Linked DNA regions of Homo sapiens: all the other regions are linked to region 5. The links are chromatin contacts, found by Hi-C or POLR2A ChIA-PET in ENCODE. All regions are on one chromosome and are shown on one strand. Each heading gives the region's core, a stretch centred on a gene start or an enhancer-like site at or near the end of the contact. The rest is flanking DNA. Distances are from core to core; before and after follow the strand shown.

What was found. A loop is a pair of places that touch in the nucleus more often than their neighbours do. ChIA-PET counts read pairs that join two places held with the same protein, here RNA polymerase II (POLR2A). Pooled maps may share reads with other maps.
Region 1: a pooled map shows a loop between it and region 5 (5-fold over the local background). The contact joins the promoter of FANCC here to the promoter of CKS2 in region 5. A Hi-C loop is called at or near these places in 3 of 50 pooled maps.
Region 2: a pooled map shows a loop between it and region 5 (25-fold over the local background). The contact joins the promoter of ERCC6L2 here to the promoter of CKS2 in region 5. A Hi-C loop is called at or near these places in 2 of 37 single-sample maps with no recorded cell type and 11 of 50 pooled maps.
Region 3: a map with no recorded cell type shows a loop between it and region 5 (17-fold over the local background). The contact joins the promoter of TSTD2 here to the promoter of CKS2 in region 5. A Hi-C loop is called at or near these places in 3 of 37 single-sample maps with no recorded cell type and 7 of 50 pooled maps. POLR2A ChIA-PET finds 5 or more read pairs at or near these places in 1 of 52 experiments (BJ).
Region 4: a map of CD8-positive, alpha-beta T cell shows a loop between it and region 5 (18-fold over the local background). The contact joins the promoter of UBQLN1 here to the promoter of CKS2 in region 5. A Hi-C loop is called at or near these places in 6 of 168 maps with a recorded cell type or tissue (CD4-positive, alpha-beta memory T cell, CD8-positive, alpha-beta T cell, HCT116 and 3 more) and 13 of 50 pooled maps.

Annotation. Positions count from the first base shown.
Region 1 is chr9:95,316,312-95,319,011 of GRCh38, reverse strand. FANCC (FA complementation group C) reads left to right here and starts at 1,303. Exons shown (of 15, transcript NM_000136.3): 1 at 1,303-1,486. RefSeq lists a silencer at 1,632-1,951.
Region 2 is chr9:95,874,344-95,877,043 of GRCh38, reverse strand. It overlaps ERCC6L2 (ERCC excision repair 6 like 2), which reads right to left and starts at 1,353. Exons shown (of 19, transcript NM_020207.7): 1 at 960-1,353. The coding sequence starts at 1,005. It overlaps ERCC6L2-AS1 (ERCC6L2 antisense RNA 1), which reads left to right and starts at 1,067. Exons shown (of 3, transcript NR_023390.1): 1 at 1,067-1,179. RefSeq lists enhancers at 1,143-1,202, 1,263-1,492, 624-1,498, 1,633-1,732, 1,773-1,822 and 1 more.
Region 3 is chr9:97,632,008-97,634,707 of GRCh38, reverse strand. TSTD2 (thiosulfate sulfurtransferase like domain containing 2) reads left to right here and starts at 1,340. Exons shown (of 10, transcript NM_139246.5): 1 at 1,340-1,465. It overlaps NCBP1 (nuclear cap binding protein subunit 1), which reads right to left and starts at 887. Exons shown (of 23, transcript NM_002486.5): 1 at 793-887. The coding sequence starts at 826. RefSeq lists enhancers at 390-469, 27-862, 1,027-1,321, 1,090-1,419.
Region 4 is chr9:83,706,625-83,709,324 of GRCh38, reverse strand. UBQLN1 (ubiquilin 1) reads left to right here and starts at 1,367. Exons shown (of 11, transcript NM_013438.5): 1 at 1,367-1,825. The coding sequence starts at 1,646. UBQLN1-AS1 (UBQLN1 antisense RNA 1) reads right to left here and starts at 1,490. Exons shown (of 2, transcript NR_135839.1): 1 at 1,013-1,490. RefSeq lists enhancers at 565-1,453, 1,617-1,686, 1,454-2,344.
Region 5 is chr9:89,309,843-89,312,542 of GRCh38, reverse strand. CKS2 (CDC28 protein kinase regulatory subunit 2) reads right to left here and starts at 1,348. Exons shown (of 3, transcript NM_001827.3): 1 at 1,192-1,348. The coding sequence starts at 1,250. It overlaps MIR3153 (microRNA 3153), which reads right to left and starts at 318; the gene lies at 237-318. LOC105376136 (a long non-coding RNA gene) reads left to right here and starts at 1,741. Exons shown (of 3, transcript XR_930101.4): 1 at 1,741-2,700. RefSeq lists enhancers at 793-842, 1,513-1,802 and a silencer at 1,813-2,042.

The DNA of each region.
Region 1 (2,700 bases), core at 54-2,553, 6.0 Mb before region 5:
CACCATAGGAATAGTTGGACATGTTTAAATACTTGAGAGCTATTTTTATTACAAGCACACACAGCTTTGTGGTGTTTTTTGTTGAGACAGAGTCTCGCTCTGTTGCCCAGGCTGGAGTGCAGTAGTGCGATCTTGGCTTACTGCAACCTTCGCCTCCTGGGTTCAAGCAATTCTCCTGCCTCAGCCTCCTAAGTAGCCGGGAGTACACACTAATTTTTGTATTTTTAGTAGAGACGGGTTTTTGCCATGTTGGCCAGGCTGGTCTCAAACTCTTGACCTCAGGTGATCCACCCGCCTCAGCTTCCCAAAGTGCTGGGATTAGAGGTGTGAGCCACCGCGCCCGGCCTGTAGTGTGTTTTTGAACGTATATGTGAAGTTGTAGCTTTTTTTTTTTTTTTTTTGAGACGGAGTCTCCCTCTGTCGCCAGGCTGGAGTGCAGTGGCGCGATCTCGGCTCACTGCAACCTCTGACTCCCTGGTTCAAGCTATTCTGCCTCAGCCTCCAGAGTAGCTGAGATTACAGGCGCCCGCCACCGCGCCCGGTTAAACGTTTTGTATTTTTAGTAGAGACGGCGTTTCACCATGTTGGCCAGAATGGTCTCGATCTTCTGACCTCGTGATCCGCCCGCCTTGGCCTTCCAAAGTGCTGGGATTACAGGCCTGAGACACAGCGCCCGACCTAAGCTGTAGTTTTATGATTATGATTTATGGTTGTGAGGCATTGATTTAAGACATTTTAAAGCTTAAGTCGTCAGATCCTAGAAGAAAAAAAAATTCACCAAGACAAGCTAATGCCATTGTCATAAATGGGAGTTTGGAGAAAATTTTATTAATATTTGTTTGGGTGGTTTATGTACAGCGTTGAACTGATTTGAACCCCGACCAAACACTGTATGGAACTAATGTACGGTAGGGGAAATCATTAACTGAAGATGCCTTTTTTGTTGCTATTGTTTAGAACGCAGTTAGAAAATCTTATTTTAGAGGTTTTACCCCGTTGACAAAGCCTCAACTTTTCTTCAAAAGAACTAATTTCCATTTTACCTCCCCTACATTTTGAACAGAATATGGAAGAAGCCAGCGCCCCTTCTCCGCGGGCGCTGCTGCAACCCTGCTCCCGCCGGGGCTTCCGCGCGAAACCGGGAACACTGGAGCAGTACCGACTCCGCTCGCCTAGAACCCGCCCCAGCCGGGCCCACTTCCGCCAGAGCCCTGGCCGCGCCCGCCCCGCCCCACGGACCCGAGATTCGTCGGAATTTTCCCGCGACGCCGCGGGAGCGCGCGGGGCCGCTAGCCAGGCCCCAGAATGCACTGCTGACACGTGTGCGCGCGCGCGGCTCCACTGCCGGGCGACCGCGGGAAAATTCCAAAAAAACTCAAAAAGCCAATACGAGGCAAAGCCAAATTTTCAAGCCACAGATCCCGGGCGGTGGCTTCCTTTCCGCCACTGCCCAAACTGCTGAAGCAGCTCCCGCGAGGACCACCCGGTAAGCGGCAGGCCGCAGAACGCAGCGAGGGCGGAGGCTTCCCTCGGGGGTCTGGCCGACACGTCAGCGGCGAGAGCGGGAGGAGGAGGCGAGGGGCAAGAGGGAAGGCTCGCGAGAGCGGGTGGGCCAGGCGCGCCTTGCGGTGGGCGAGAGGGGTTCCCGCCGGCGCAGGGCTGTGGCTAAGGCTGAGGCGGGAGGCGGGAGGCGGGAGGCGGAAGGTGGCGGGCGGTGCCAGCCCGCGGGGCGGGGCCAGGGCGGGGAAAGCGGGGGCGGGAGCCGGCGCTGGGGTCGCGCGGAAGGGAGCCCCCGGAGAGGCGGGAGCCGGGTGTTGGCGTTTTGGTTCTTTTTGTTCATTGAGCGCAGGCAGCTATGTCTTCTTCAAAGGAGAGGAGCAAAGGTGAATTTCTCTGCCTCGGACTCGTGGGAGCCGTGAAAAGCTCGCCCCTTTGAGCCGGTCGCCCTCTACAGCTGGCCTCGTCCTCCCCGTCCCTCACACCCCTGCCCCCAAACCCCATTCGCCGGGGCGCCAGGAGGGGCGAGGTCCAATTAGAGGAGCCCGGGGCGCGGCTGTTACCCCTCCCGCCCTCCGCCTTTTATTCCCGGAGGGAGGCGGGTTCGCAGAGGCCAGTGTCTTCCCTCCATTCTTTTTGTGGACGCCAGGCCATATCTTCAAAGCCCGTGAGAGATTTTTCAGGTGCTGTTTGTTGGTTTGCTCTTTTTAATTTTTTAGGTGGGTGCGTTTACAACTACGAACCCTCTATGATCTTATGTGTCCAGCGCACCGAATGGGGGAAAAGACTTGGAGTTTTATAACATGGGAAATTGGGTACCAGAATCTTAAGGGAAGAGACCAAGGAGTTTTCTAGCAAAGTCCTGTATGTGCCTGGACTTTTGTTCTAATCTGAAACTTGGAAAACTCCCGGGCATCTGATTTTATTCTAACTTGTGCCCCATTTAATGCATCTAAACTGTGATGTGATTTGACTTAGCATTTATCAAATGAGCAGAGCACTTTTGGGCCACCCAACTTCAGCTCTTTGTGGCTGTCACTCACTGTCAGTGATATGCCCTCAGACAGATCGTTTTCTCCTTACTCCCCTGAAAGGTTGTTACAAACAGTAGAATTCATACCATGTGTTGAGATCATTCATTACCTAAGCTTAGATGGAAAACATGTTCATTGCGACTTTATACATTAAACTTGAATTGATGTT
Region 2 (2,700 bases), core at 104-2,603, 6.6 Mb before region 5:
CAAGGGTGTTCCCACCTCGGGGCCCTGGAGCTTTCTGCTCCTTCCACCAATTTCCCTAAATACCAAGAGTGACTAGATTTATCAAAAGGAATGAGCCTCCCAGTCACAATATCCACTCGGCAGCTTCATCTATTTTTAGCTGCCAGTCTCCTATAGGTATTTATATGTTTGGTCCCTGAATTACAGCGTCATCAATTCCTAGACCTCAGAATTCAGGCTTGTAACTTGCCCTCTCTGAACTTTAGCTCTGAATTCATCTATTTAATGAGATCGATATCTTCCTCAAAGGAAAGCAAGTAAACAATCAGCATATTGCTGGGCTCAGGAAAATCACTCAATACCTGGTAGCTTTTGTTATACAGCACAATTATTAATGAAAACTACTCATTTGGGTGCCAGAAGGCATCCCAGGTGACTTGTGGTAGATAATCACACCTTCTTTAAACCTCCTATTTAAGGCAGAATATAATGCCCTGACTCAATAGGCAATAAAACTCAACTGAACTAAATATCTCAACCTTCATTTATCTACTTACAACAAACTTCTGCCATTCACTAACAACTGGGGCATACAAGAATAAAGAATGAAAATAACATTTACTGAGTGCTTAATATGGGCCACACGCGGGGTCACATAAATACTTTGCGTATTCCCCACGTCATTTAATAATCGCAAGAACCTAGTAATGAACCCAGTTTTACAGATGAGGAGCCTGCCCAAAGTTGCTCAGCAAGTAACTGTCAGAGGCAGCACTAGATCCCAGGGGCTGACTCCCGAGTCCAGGTTCTCAACACTGAATCGGAGATTTGGTTCCAGGCCTGGAGGGGTTCACAATCTGCAGCTGTCACTGAAGAGGATCTACAGGGCAAAACCCCAACCCGAAGGGCACCGGCAAGAACTGGTCCAACGCGACGCAGTACACAGGCCTCTGCGTAAGGGGCGAGCGCGGAGCTGGTACCTTTGCCTGAGGTTTCCGCGCGGGGCTGTGGCGCCGACGGATCCATCCGGCCAGGGGGAGGGGCCGAGCCCGGCTGCATGTAACACCCGGAAGGCGGCGGAGGACAGCAAGGTGGCTGGCCGGCAGGCCAATGGCGGCCAACGCCACTTCCGGCCGCCCTCCGAGCATCGCTCTTCGGCAACCCGAAGCCACAGGATGGAGGAGGGGGATCCCAGCAAAGGTAGCGACTAAGGGGACCCAAGCAGAACGGGAGGGCGACGTCCGGAGCGGCGGCAGAGCCAGGGGACGCTGTGTGAGGCTGGCAAAGCGGTGTTCACCTAGTTCTCTCGGGCTCCGCCGCCGCCGGAGGAGGACAGGAGGCCGGCAAGGCGACCCCCAAATCTTCCTAGGCTCTGACTTCCGTCTCCTAACCCCCGCAAATTCCAACCCGGTCTTGGAAAATCCCGCGAGAACGGGCTCCCGAATTGTCATTGGGATCTCGCGAGAACGAAATCTTCCTTTCTGTGGGCGGAGCAATCTTCCCGATGTCTCTTCCCTCTGAGGCCAGTAGCAGGAAGGGCCTCGGGAGTTGCGAGTGTCGCGAGGTTTGAGGTCGCTCGGTGGGCCGGGCGCTGTGCGAAGCTAGAAATAACTGGGGGCATGGAGAATGCGGTGGCTGTAAAGGGCCGCTGAGGCGGTGGAGGCCTGGCAGAGAGCGTCCCCGCGGTCGCGGCTTCTGGCTTCTCTGTGGAGCTTGGTTCTTCCGTGGTGGTGCAGCACCCCAGGAACTTCAGGAACCAGTCCTTCCTTGGAGAGCTCCCCGGGACAGCCACGGGGGCCAAGTGAAACTAGCGCGTTTTCTTGGATCCTACACTTTATAGTGAGTCATAAATACTTTAAATACAAAGCCAACAACATTTGCTGCAAATAAACGTAAAAATACTGTTAAAGTGTAAAGTGTTTTCCTCCGTACCATCTGACGTTTCTGGCGGTTCGTTGAACGCGAGAGAACGCTGAGCCGTCTGCACTGAGCCCGGGAGCATCTTCAGGGCAGCGCCGCCCACGCGCGAGGTGAATGAAGGACACGGCCTCTTGACACTCCCAGGCAGCACAGATAGACGGATCCGTAAGTGGCTCCCGCGCATGTTAAAATTTGTATACTGTAAGGTATTTCATGGATTGAGTGAAATACCTGACAGGGCCTGTATCCGTTCCCTATTGCCACAATAACCAAAAACCACAAACTTTGTAGCTTGAAACAGCACAAATTTATCATCTGACAGACAATGCATTTATTATCTCACGGTTCTGTAGATCAGAAGTGCTACCTGGGTGTCACCCGGGCTGCACTCCTTTCTGGTGACTCCACAGGACAATCCTTAGCTTGCCTTTGCCAGCTTCTGTCCACATTCCTTGGCTTTGGTCCCTTCCTCCATCTTCAAAGCCAGTGATATGCCATCTCTCTGAACCTTCCATCCTCAAGTCTACCGCTGATTGCAGCTGGAAAAGATTCTGAGGGCTCACCTGAGTAATCCAGGATCATCTTCCCATTTCCAGGTCTCTGCCCTTGATCACATCAGCAGAATCCTTTTGCCATGTAAGCTAATATATTCACGAATTCCGGAAATTAGGAGATAAACATCTTTGGGGGATCATTATTCTGCCTACAGTAGTGTCTTAAGAAAACAATATGGCTGTTTGCAAATAGATCTCAATTCTATGGCAGATACTAAAAACTAGTAGTATGTGTTCATAAAATGCT
Region 3 (2,700 bases), core at 91-2,590, 8.3 Mb before region 5:
GTGGATTTGTGTTTTTGACCGATTGTAAGGCTTATGTGTAATATAAGCATCTTTTTTTTGTTGTTGTTAAAACTAGAATTATTCCATCTTTATGAAGGCAACACTGATCTCCACGAGCACAATCATCCAAACGGAGATGGGAACCCCTGTTCTAACTCTCTCAGAGGCCTGAAGTTAGTTTTCTAGCACTCTCTCTCACACAAGGGAAATGCGCTTACGGCCAGTTCAAAATCTGCAGTAACCTGTGTCTGTTTATTAGGGACCTCTTGGGCGCAGGTAAGACAATATTCTTTCCCTGCAGCTTGAAAGAAGTGAAATCAACGGATAACCACTACCGGAACAGAGTTCAGACTGCAACTCATGAGATCTCTCAGTCCTTTCCTTCAGTGAATTCTTCCGAGCCCTTTTCAGGTGCAGCTTTGAAGGTTAAAACGAGACACTAGGACCAGTGGGTCCCTAAGAGGCGGCAGCACAGACACAGGTGTGCTTCCCTGCTCCGTGGTTTTACGGACGAAATTCTGAAGCATCCTTAGAGACCAAGGGTCTACCCATGGGGTTCACCAGGCCTTCTTTCCCGAGGATCGGCCCTTGACTCAAAGAACTGGGGCGGGGGAGAAGTCGCTTTCTAGAAGCCGCCCGACCACACCGCCACCATATTCTCCTCTTTCCCTCCGCGGCTCCCCGCACGTTCCCGGGGAGAAGAGCTTCCAGTCTCTTCCGTGGACACCCAAAGACGCCGAGCCTCGGCTCCCAACCGGGAGCGGCCTCCGTGGCCGGGCCGCAGGCACTCACCGTCGTTCTCGTCGCTGTGCCGCCGCCGCGACATGCTGCCCTCCGGTGCGCCGCGGAACCGAGAGGCCAGGCGGTAAGCGCTGCAGGAACTGTCTGGCCGCTGGCCGACGCAAGGACAGCTGCAAGGCGCGCGGATGGGCCGGCACGCAGGCGCACTAGCTCGCCACGGCCCCGGAAGCGCAGGAGAGGCCGCCGGGTGGGGCTAGGCGCTGCGACAGCCGGCGTGAGGAAGCTCAGTGGGCTACGAACGTCTGGCACACATGCAACCGCCCCCTCGGGCTGCCTCCGCCTGCCGGCTACTTCTTTCTCCCGCCTTCCGCTCTATGTCCTTCCGGGGCCACGCAGAAAGTGCCGCCGCTTTGGCCACTCAGAGCCCCCGGGCCGCGGTCGTCGTACGCCTGAAGGCGGGTCGTGCCGGCGGCCGCTCTAGTCTCCGCCTCCGCTCAGGCCGGTCCTCCGGGGCTTCTCAATGGTTTCCCGGTGGCCTCTCAATGGTTTTCCCGGCGGCCCTTGCGCCGACGCCAGGAGACTTCCGGAGCTTGGTGACGTCACGAGCGAGCTTTTCTACCCAAATACGCGGCGGGGGAATAGGCTCGAGGGCGGTGAGCAGTGACAATTGCTAGGCGGAGACAGTGCAGGGAAGAGAGACCTTAGAAAGGATCAGGACTGGCGGGTATGTGCTCATCTACTCCCACTTTCCGGCTTTTGCCGCCTTGGGAAAAGTGGGAGGAGAGGTTGGGCCAAGCTCGGCATGCGGGGTGGGGCCTGGGCGGGAGGCGGTGCCGCACGTGCCGCCCCTTGGTATGGAAAGGCCGGCCCTGACGCGAGCGTGCGGCTCCGGGCTTGCCGGCTGGCCGTCATTTTCCTTAAGTTGTTTGCTTAGGAAGGAACAAATGATTGTTTTAGTAATCTGTTTTCAAGGGTTATTGGGTACCTATATGCCTGTGTGTGAGCGTCCCCTCCCCTGATGTCTTTATGAGCACCATACTGGCTTATCTGCTTTGTCCATGGCCATCTGAAATTTCACTCTCCCGGCCTAATTCTCCTTCGGTCTTACCCATTTCAGTAAATGACGTCATCCGTCGGCCGCTTAATCCAAAAATTTAGAGTCTTTCTTAGCTCTTTTCCCTCTTTTTACATAACAATTATCTGTAAACCCTGCCTGCTCTGCTTTCAACACAAATCCAGAATCAGATCGTGTTACTGCTTTGTTTAAAAGTCTCCTATGACGGCCGGGCGGGGTAGCTAACGCTTGTAATCCTAACACTTATGGGAGGCCGACGCGGGCGGATCCGCTTGAGCCTAGGAGTTCAAGACCCACCTGGGCAACAAGGCGAACACCGTCTTTACAGGAAAAAAAAAAAAATTAGCTGAGCCTAGTGTTTGGCGCCTGTAGTCCCAGTTACTCGAGGGGAGGGTTGGGGGCCGAGGTGGGAGGATCCCTTGAGCCCAGGAGGTCGAGAATGCAGTGAGCGGTGATCGCACACTGCACTCCAGCCTGGGCAACAAAGTGAGACCGTGTCAAAAAAAAAAAGTCTCCTACGACTTTCCATTGCACACTCCATGCCATGGCCTGTGGGGTTCTACTTCTCCTCACTGTACTCCAACCACTCTTTCTGTTCTTACAATAAGTCAAGCTTGTTCTTATTTTAGGAACTTATACTATTTCCTTTACCTGAAGGTCTCTGGTTCTAAATCTGCGTGGCTGGCTCTTGGTCACTTAGGTCTCAGCTCAAATGTCAGGTCCTTAGTGAGGCCTTCTTTGGTTACCCAATCACTGTTTTATTTCATTCAACGAATATTATATTTATTAGCATTTAGCACCTCCTAGGTGCCAGGCAGAGTTCTGAATGCTGAGGATGTAGAGGTGAACAAAGGAAAACCCCTGCTCTCTTGGCGCTGATATAT
Region 4 (2,700 bases), core at 118-2,617, 5.6 Mb after region 5:
GTTGTGGCACTTTCTAGCTTTAGAAGCAGTGATCATCTCACACCTGGACATAACCAAGTAGTCATCCTTCATTAAGCAGAAGGCCTTGTTATTGAGCCATGCTGCCAGAAATTTAGGTGATATCAAATGATGTCTATACTGAAATCGATACCCTCAGGATTCTCTTAGACCCAGATTCCATAGAGCTCTGCTAAAAAGTCGTGTTTATGTAACAGTATTTATTCTCAGAACAGGGTTGGACGGCTTAGGAGCAGAAAGGCAGAATGTATCTTTGCGGATTTGGGTCATAGTGGGCTGTCAGGATTTAAATTGTGCAACATTGATTAATAATGGGCTGGTTTGTACATTCCTTGCAAGTCATCTTTAAAAGCCAATGACGTCATTTCAAATTAGGATTCTCAGAGATAATTTCTCTCTGTATTACACTGAAAATAATTTTGGAACTATCCTTAATGCCACTTAAAGCCTGAAATTGACCAGTAACTTAATTTGATAGAATATAAGGCGAACACCTCAACTATATTAAATTGTCCCATTTGGGTGGACACTCCTCGGGCACCCTGTTCCGCCCTACACACAGATAATCTGGGGGCGCTCGCGCACAGCTGTCATCGTAGCAGCAGAGGCCACTGTCAATACAGGTTGCCTGACTGATCGTCTGACCAAACCGGGCTAACCCGAGGGCGGTAAATAAGCTCTGGCCATGAAGCAATGACTCCGCAGGATTGCGCAGGGCAGTCACGGGCGTTCACTCCATTTTCTGTTCGTTGTGCTGAGGCCTTTCCACCATTAACTTACCCCAACTCCCCCGCATAGGGCAATACGACCCCTCCAAATATCAAACGCTAAGCATATTAAAATAACAAAATACCTCGCCGCTATTTTATCACCAGACCCTCCTCCCAGCGGGGAACGCAGAGTAGACAGAGAGGCAAGGGAGGGCAAGGCGATTGTGACAGCGCGGAGGGGTGAACACGGCCCAGCTGGGCATGAGGTAAGGTGGGGAGACTACCTGGACAGCAAGCGCGCAGGCGCAGCCGCGGCCGCAGGGCCCACTGGTCCCTTTCTAGTAATTTCGCTAACCGTGACGTCATCTCGGTGCGCCGTTACAGCGCTTAACTGGAAACTGCGATTTAGTTTTTGGTGAAAGGAGTGGAAAAAAACCATGAACTGACCTACCCCGCCCCATTTTGCTTTTAGTCCTTCACACTGGCTTCGCCTGCACTTTGGGCAATGGAGCGGGAAAGGAAAAGGCACGCAGGCTGAGCTCAAAGTCGCGCCAGCCGGGGATGACTCGGCGACGCCGCCAGGCGCGTTACCCGGCGTGCTCCGCGCGGCGCCGGCGAAGGGACGTGGGGGAAGGGGCAGGGAGGAGGAAGCGGTGGCTGCTGCGGATGTCGGTGTGAGCGAGCGGCGCCTGAACACACGGCGGCTGCCGAGCGCCTGACCCGGGCCTGCGCCAGAGCCTGCACCGAGCTCCGGGGCCCCACACCCGCTACGGTGGCCCTGCGCCCGTTGCTACTGAGGCGGCGTGCTCTGCATTCTTCGCTGTCCAGGCCTGCCGGCTCTGGTGTCTGCTGGCTCCTCCTTGCTCGCCTGCTCCCTCCTGCTTGCCTGAGTCACCGCCGCCGCCGCCGCCACAGCCATGGCCGAGAGTGGTGAAAGCGGCGGTCCTCCGGGCTCCCAGGATAGCGCCGCCGGAGCCGAAGGTGCTGGCGCCCCCGCGGCCGCTGCCTCCGCGGAGCCCAAAATCATGAAAGTCACCGTGAAGACCCCGAAGGAAAAGGAGGAATTCGCCGTGCCCGAGAATAGCTCCGTCCAGCAGGTGAGGCCGCCTGGGGCTCGGGCCGGGATGGGGGTGGCGGCAGGACCTCCGCCCGCCGCCCCAGGAGACCTTTTGGAAGGGCCTGGGAGAGGGGTCGTCCTCGGCCATTCTCCCGGGCGTCGTCCCAAATTAGATCACACCCAAGTTCGTGGGTTTGCGCCTTGGGACACCGCAATGGTTTGTGGCGTGGCGGCGCGGCCTGTTTGTGGGACGGGCTGATGCCGCTTTTCTCGGAGCCTTCCTTCTCTGGTATCCGCCGACCCTCAGCCTCCTCCCCCAGTTCCCCGCCCTCCGTCGCCTCCCCTCCAACTCCTCACAAAGGAAAGGGACCCACCGCCAGCCTCCGGGCGGGGTGGAGGCTGGGCGGGGGCGAGGGTTCGCTTTAGCTCAGGCTGCGGTTTTGTTTCATGAATTAAAAAGGGGTGGGTGGGATCCTCGTTGTTTTACGTGCCTGCTTGTTAAGGTGGGTTTTGGGGTGAGGTGCATGTGTATATTTAGTTCTGCATTTTAACTCCTGAAATCTTTCCCACCTTGCAACCTTTAAAAAAAAATTATGACGTAGAAACTGTTTTTAGCTCCATCTTAAGTAATAGTGATAGTACTAGGTTTAAGGAGAAAAGTGAATGACTTTCTTTCACTGATGACTTGCTCTTTCCCTTTTAGTATGTTTATCATCTCTTAGATGCCAATCATTGGGTAGGTTTTTGTTTGATTTTAGAGGGGCGATAGCGATGTTGATATTAGCGGTTGCAATCAAATAAAAGAAAATCGGAGTGAATGCAGAATATTACTTAAACTTGGTTCAGGAATACAAATCTTGCAGTTAATTAAGATTCTTGGTGGAATTTAACAAATAATTTTAGTGTATTGTTGAA
Region 5 (2,700 bases), core at 99-2,598:
ACCACCCACTGTTTTGTTCTTTCTTCCTTAAATAGCATTCGGAGAAATCTAACCTACAAAGGCAGCAGACAGAAAACAAGGTCACAATTTGGCCAACGATGGCATGGGCTTTATCTCCCCTAAATCTTGGTAGTATCCCAGAACGCAGCGTTCTAGTCGCTACCTAGTTAAGAAAAAGGGGTTGACTGTTTTCTGAAGCCACGCCCTAAATGAAGTGTCCCGCATACAGTAAGGACAACAAATTTTAAATGTCCCTACTCGCTTTCCCCCAATCTACTTTAATTGGGGGGAAGGGGACAGGGACATTTAAAATTTGTCTAATTTTACTGATCGATTACAGCCACCATGTTCTAGTACGGTGCTTCAGGACTCAAACGCAAAAGTTTCTCAAAGCCCAAAATTTGGCCAGTGTATACTAGCAGAAAATGATGCCCAAAGTCCACTCAAGTTCTTAATCGGCCTTAAAATGAAACTCCTTTAATAATACCCTCAATTGTATGACTGCGGCTAACCTATAATGGCCCAAATCACCATACCCAGTAAACATTTTCGAATCCCCATCAAGCTCATTTTTCGGGGGGTCGCCTCCAAAGCTTATTCTTATACCACTCACTTCAAAAACAAGAAAAAGAAAAGTGTTCCTCTGTGTTAACAGATGAAAATGACCATTTGACCATTCTAAACCACAAACTAGTAAAAGCTGCATCACCCCGTCAGCGACAGGGAAAGTGTGTCACGGTTGCTAAAGGAAAAAGGACGGCACCAGGTGGGTTTTCCTGGACTGGTTCAAAGAACTGGAACTGAGACCAGCTACTGAACGGCCTAATTACTTCGGCCACGGCCGAGAAAAAAGTGACGGGATGGTCACTCCGCGTCGCCGAGGACCCCATGACCCCCAAGTTGCGCCGGTTCCTACCCAGGTACTAAATGCGGCCCGGTGGGCACTCTTCCCTCACCCTCCGCGCACACCGAACAAAGGCCCAACCGGCCCGGCGCGGCCAGGCACCCAACCATGTCCGACTGCGCGGGGCGCCAGGTGGCCGCGACCCCAAACCCCGGCCCTCGCCCTCCGGCCCCGGGCTCCGCCCCCCAGGCCCCGGCCCCCACCCCCGACCCTACTATGCCTGGGTCGCCCCGCCCGCGGGGGCCCCGGCTGAGGGAGCCGGCTCGGGGTCTAAGAAAGGCGCCCACCGGTACTCGTAGTGTTCGTCGAAGTACTTGTCCGAGTAGTAGATCTGCTTGTGGGCCATCCTGCTGGCGCGCTGCAGAAAATGAAACGAGAGCGCGAAGAGCGGGCGCAGCAGACAAAACCACGTCCAGCCCAGGCAACAACTCGCCGGAGACTAACGACCGCAGTCCCAACGATCCGGATTTGAATCCGACAGCCCGCCGCCGATTGGACAGCAGCGCCGACCAATCACCTTCTGCGGAAGTCGGCCGGCTGCCAGCCTATCGTCGCCGCCGCCTCGCAAAGTCCGCTTCCTGGGTCAGCCAATCAGAGATCTGTTGCGAGGTTGCCCGAGGGAAGATAGGTACGTCACGGGGGTGGCAGGGCCCTTAACGGGCAGGGGCGTGGCCAGAGGAGGGCGAAGTCGGGACGTTAAGGGCCGCAGAGCGCGTGCGCAGGAACGTGGAAAGTTCCAGGACACGGAACCGTTGGGACGGAGGACCTGAAGGTGGAGTGAGGTATCACGGGGTTTGGTGATGACGTAGTCGGTCGAGGCCGGAAGCGTGGGCCACAGGGCTTTGAGCGGAAGCTGTCGACCTTGCACGGTGATGGCGCTCCTCGTGATCCCTTGTATCCCCTCAGGCTCGAGCCAGGAGCCTAGGTCCACTTTGAAAAGTAGTAAAAGGCAGAAAGGTTCTGCGGTGTGAGGGGGAGGGCGGCTTCGTGGTCGGCTGGGTCGGGGGAGCGCCGGGCGGCCGCGGCGTGGCTGTGTCCGGGGCTGCCCTGCGCAGCCGGCCGTTTCGCCGCCTGGTGCACTTGCTGAGCTTCCGGCCTGGCCCGTCGCGGGGCTCCTGGCGCCCCCCTAGACGACTGTGTGGAGAATGGAGCCTGCGGAGCCACGCGTAGAGAGAGGCCCGGAGCCGGCGCGGTGGCGGCGGGCGCCAGTGGTCCCAGCCACTCGGGAGGCCGAGGTGGAGTGTCGCTTGAGCCCAGGAGTTCCAGACAGGCCTGAGCAACAGAGCCAGACCCCGTCTCCACAAAGAAAGAAACAAATGGGCCAGAGACCCAGAATGCTTTCTGTAGCCTAACCTAATGTTCAAAACCAGGGCAGACCCAAGCCATGGAAAGCTTGAGGGAATAAAATAATATTCTGCTGCGGCCAAGAATAACAATGCTAATTCCTGGATAAGGGGATTTAAAATGATGTTTAACAACTTCTGGTCTTTTAATATTGACCCAAGTTTAAAAACATGTTCATATAAAAAAGTTACTGGAAGAAATTTATAAATGTAACTGGTGGTTATTTTTAGATGACAGAATTAAAAGTGATCTTTTTGGTATTTTTTCCACAACGAGCACGTGTCATTTTTATGTTAATTTCATTTTATGCGAAATGCTCCAGCGCAGTACAGGCTAGTGGGTTCAGGGTGGCTGTGACTAAGTAATGTAGATGGGGTACCTTAGACAAAGTTTCCAGACTAGAGGCTGGAAGTAAGAGGTCCGGGTGCCCTTTTCCACACTGCAGACCACGG